Regions from separate parts of the Homo sapiens genome. Here region 2 is linked to region 1. The links are chromatin loops, found by intact Hi-C in ENCODE. Cell type or tissue: stomach. All regions are shown on one strand. Region 1 overlaps SH3KBP1 (SH3 domain containing kinase binding protein 1). Region 2 has its middle 7.4 kb from the start of SH3KBP1.

Region 1 (2,500 bases):
TAAAGGTCAAGTATATTACTATCTGAGGAAGGGAGCGATCACTGTAAGAGCCTTCATGTGCGTTTCCACTTGCTCAGGCTGAACACAGACTGCTGACTGATGTCACTGTGGTTTTCCTAGATATAATTCCTAAAAACTGTGAACTGGAACACCTGGGTCTGACCAGGACTAATATAATTACTAATTATAGTATTATTATAATTATTAATAATTATGGTGCTATTAATAATATATATTATTTATGTATACTTATAACTATATTAATATACTAATATATTTATTAACACATATGTATATATTTGTTAACATATATTTATATATCAATGGTATATGTTTATATATTTCTAAATATATAAATATATATCATTTATATTTATATTTATAAATATATATTGTTAATATATATTAATGATATATTTCTAAATATTTATATTAACAATATATAAAATATATATTACAAATATATGAATATATATTTGTAATATTCTTTTCTATATTTCAAAATAGATAAATATATATTAATTGTATATACAAAATATACAATGTCCAACTGATTTTATGTTACCATATTAATAATATATATTTATATATAATATATTTATATATATTTATATATAATATATTTATATTTATAAATATATGTCAATATATATTTATATTTATAAATATATATAAATATATGTATATAAATATACAAAATACATATTTATATATATATAAATATATTTATATTTATATTTATAAATATGTATTTATAAATATAAATACACATATATATATTTATGGAGGAAAGGTCTCACTCTGTTGCCCAGGCTGGAGTGCAGTGGCACCATCACAGTTCACTGCAGACTCAACCTCCTGGGTTTAAGCAATCCTCCCACTTTAGCATCCTGAGTAGCTGAGACTACAGATGTGTACCACCATGCCTGCATAATTTTTAAAAATTTTTTTGTAGAGATGTGGTCTCACTATATTGCCCAGGTTGGTCTCGAGCTCCTGGCCTCAAGTTATCCTTCCACCTTGGTCTCCTAAAGTGCTGGGATTACAGACAGGAGCCACTGTACCTGGCCCTGTAATACGTTTTTTGTTAAGTGAATATATCTGAAAGTGATGATGCTTTTCCTAAACTTATGTACAGTATTCCTTTTTTCTGAAAGATGTTAGCTCCTGTTTAAAGAGAAAGAAATTACTCTCCTCTGAAAGCCGCACTTGGCAGCAAGATTACTGGCTGGTGAGAAGCAGCGTGAGCCCGGACGCTGCAGCTGGAGTGGCAATGCCTGGCTTCCAATGAGAGCTGCTTACAGTGACTACATGTCCATGCATGCAATCGTCCATCTATCCATCCATTCACCTGGTCAGGTAAATCCTGGCGAAGATCTGGGTTCACACAGAACACAATACCCTTTCTCCAGAGGACCACTGACACAAGACTATTTGAATTAACATTCCTACCTCCACTAACTTGGCAGAAGAAAACAAGTGCATAAACCAATATACAGGTTGGTTGTTCAATGTAATCGCTTAGCAAAAAAATATAAAGTGCATTAAGTACCAAGGAACAATAAGCCTTTCTCTGACTTTTAAAAGTGTTTTTGTGTGGCAATCCATGGCATAATAGGTTACTTAGAATGTAAGACACGCATACTAAATGTACTAAATGTACTAAATGTACTAAATGTACGGAGGCTGGGAAGGACGACAGGAGAGGCAAAATTGAACAAAATATAAGCACTGGCACCTCCCCCTCTTTTAAGGAACCATGGCATTCAACAAGTGTTTGTTAAATGAGCCACTACCATATGCTCGACACCGTAAGGCATGTGGAGATGACAAAACACACTCTTGATCTGCTTTAAATCTGGTAAAGAAGTCCGGGGGTGTTTGCATCCCAAGTAGCACAGCATGGGGCCCAGCACTAGGCTAAACACGGGTGGCAGGCATTTGGAGGAGAGAGCAATCATGAGATCTAAGGGAAGGCTTCCAGAGGAGGGCATGCTAACAGGGGCTCTCAAATCTGAAGCACGAGCAGGCGCTTGAGAGGCAGCCAGGCAAGGAGGGGCGAGCACCGTCAACAACTTGGAAGAATCTAGAGCAATGGGTGTCACGGTGTGGATTCCACCACCACTACCAGCAGCAGCAGCAGCAGCAGCAGCAGCAGCTTTTAAAAATGTAAATTCTCAGGCCCACCCAAGACCTACTGAGTCAGCAACTGTGGGGATAGCACCCAGCCATCTGCTTTGAACAAGTTCTCCAGGTGATTCGGAGGCATGCTGAAGTTTGAGAACCACTGAGTTAGAGCAGGCACTGCCCTCCCTTAAACCGGCTAAGCAGGAATCTCAGGGCTTTCCTCCCCCACACCCTCCTGCAAACCAGTGTCTAGGGAGCTAGGCAGCCATGGAGTGTGTGGAGGGCTGGGGGCTGACCACCCTCTCCCAGGCTGCTCAGATGGCACGCACTGTTAAGAACAATTACATCTTCCACTGGCTTCACGAACCTCTCT
Region 2 (2,500 bases), 310 kb after region 1:
TGGGTTCACCTGCTCTATAAAGATGAACAAACGAATCAAATCAGAGAAGTAGATCACTTATGAAACAGCTAAACCATGACCTTCTTTACAAGGTTTGTGGGAACGCCTCGCTTTGTAAACAAAGGAAAACACAAAGGAAGCAACTAGAAGGTGAGACGTGCATGTCCACAATGCTACAAAAATAGGATGTCCTCGTTTAAAAATCCAAAGAATGCCTGAGTAATCAACTCCCAAGCTGACTGGTCACACAAGCTTGTATCCAAAGTGCGCAAAAAGAGCCCTGGTGCACAGATGAACTTGCCAAGAACATTTTTCCATCCTTTTCCACAGCACTGCTTTGTCTAAGAAAATAGTAAATTGGGAGAATGGTCCCAGGAGATTAACAAAAAACATGGTTTCTACTGTTTTCTACCCATCCTGCTGGTTTCCTCCCCCACCAAAATCACAAGGGGTCATGTGTAAGGAACTACATTTTCACAATTAAAAGGCAAATCAAATGATAATCAAAAAAGTTCCCAAAGCACCAGACATTAAGATCATATGTGTGATATATATATTGTAATAAATGTTAACATTAAGCCAGGCATGGTGGCTCACGCCTGGAATCTCAGCACTTTGGGAGGCCTACCCAGGCAGATCACTTGAGGCCAGGAGTTCAAGACCAGCCTGGCCAACATGGTGAAACCCCGTCTTTACTAAAAATATGAAAATTAGCCGGATGTGGTGGTGCACGCACGTTAATTCCAGCTGCTGGGGAGGCTGAGGCAGAAGACTCGTTTGAACCCGGGAGGTACAGGTTGCAGTGAGCCGAGATTGTGCCACTGCACTCCAACCTGGGCAACAGAGCAAGACTCCGTCTAAATAAATAAATGTTAACATTAAATAGAACAATGGCATTTAACATAGGAATAAACTGTATCAACAGGCCAATTTTTAAAAATGGAAACTGATAAATTACTATGGGAGGCTTTTGATCTCATCGGTAATGAAAATTTAAAAGTAGGAATTGACTTGCAAACATAGTTTCTCTTTTTGTCCCAGAACCTTCGGGAGAAGCTAAGCTCAGGGGCTCCTTCACAGGCTGGGTTCCTTTGGAGCTCAGCCTCCAGGCTGCACAGACATTGGCCCGTGTTCCTGACAGAGGGAAGAACAAGTGAGGATGTGCAGAGTCTGCAGAACAGATGGCATTTTCAAGGGGTCTCCTGTGGAAGGGGCAGGAGTGTAGTGAAATGTCTGATTCTAAATGGTTTCTATGTCAGGGCCAGATCAAACAAGACCCTGCAGGCAATGGGTAGGAGCACAGGTTTCTTTTTTCTTTTCTTTTCTTTTCTTTTTTTTTTTTTTTTTGAGACAGAGTCTCACTCTGTTGTCCAGGCTGGAGTGAAGTGGCACAATCTCGGTTCACTGCAACCTCTGCCTCCTGGGTTGAAGCAATTCTCCTGCCTCAACCTCCCGAGTAGCTGGGATTACAGGTGTGCACCACCACACCTGGCTAATTTTCGTATTTTTAGTAGAGATGGGGTTTCACCATGTTGGCCAAGTTGGTCTCAAACTCCTGGCCTCAAGTGATCCACACACCTCGGCCTCACAAATGCTGGGATTACCAGTATGAGCCGCCGTGCCTGGCCTGGAGCACAGATTTCTAAGCAGGCTGTTTTTAGGGAGGTAACTGGTGAGCTCTGTGGAGAAAGGACTGGAGGAAGAGCTTGCAGGTGGGAGGCCAGCAACAGGCCAGAGGTGGTAAAGGCAAGAAATATGATGGCAATGATACTAACAAAGAGGAGAGGTTACATTCTAGAGCCATTTTTGAAATACATTTGACAGGCTCTGATGAGGCAGTGGATTTGACGAGAGGATAGGGAGCAAAGATGGAGGATTCAATAGAGATATTTTGTTAGTTGGCTTGGAAGTTGGATAGATAATGGAGTTTCAACTAAGTGGAGAAATCCACTAAGTGGAGAAGGAAGTTTTTGTTGGGGTAGGGATGTGGAGGAGATAATGAATTCAAATTTGAATGTTATTAAGAGCGAATACAGCCAGGCTCGGTAGCTCATGCCTGTAATCTCAACACTTTGGGAGGGCAAGGTGGGTGGATCGCTTGAGTCCAGGAATTCAAGACCAGCCTGGGCAACACAGCGAAACCCTGTCTCTACAAAAACAAAAACAAAAAAATGCAAAAATTAGCCAGGCATGCTGGCGTGTGCCTGTAGTCCCAGCTACATGGGAGGCTGAGGTGGGAGGATCACTTGAGCCTGGGAGTTTGAGGCTGCAGTGAGCCAAGATTGCACCACTGCACTCCAGCCTGGGTGACCGAGCAAGACTTTGTCTCAAAAAAAAAAAAAAAAATGAATACAAAAGGGAATGAAGTACTGATTTATGCCACAACATGGTTGACCCTTGAAAATATGATGCTAAGTGACAGAAGCCAGTTGTCGAAAGCCACCTATTATATGGTTCCATGTATATGAGATTTCTGGAACAGGCAAATCCATAGAGACAG

Evidence for each region. Peaks named below come from ENCODE experiments on the same cell type or tissue, not always from the same donor. Only the 100,000 strongest peaks of a DNase experiment are listed, where the experiment ranks them.
Region 2: it touches region 1 in a loop (3-fold over the local background); 75 of 110 quality-filtered maps call a loop at or near these places.

Annotation. Positions count from the first base shown.
Region 1 is chrX:19,583,563-19,586,062 of GRCh38, forward strand. All of the region lies in intron 12 of SH3KBP1 (SH3 domain containing kinase binding protein 1), which reads right to left. Among named protein-coding and RNA genes, the nearest start is that of MAP3K15, 69 kb to the left of the region's middle. In stomach, no CTCF peak of the experiment used is centred here; no DNase peak of the experiment used is centred here.
Region 2 is chrX:19,893,741-19,896,240 of GRCh38, forward strand. No RefSeq gene overlaps it. Among named protein-coding and RNA genes, the nearest start is that of SH3KBP1, 7.4 kb to the left of the region's middle. In stomach, no CTCF peak of the experiment used is centred here; no DNase peak of the experiment used is centred here.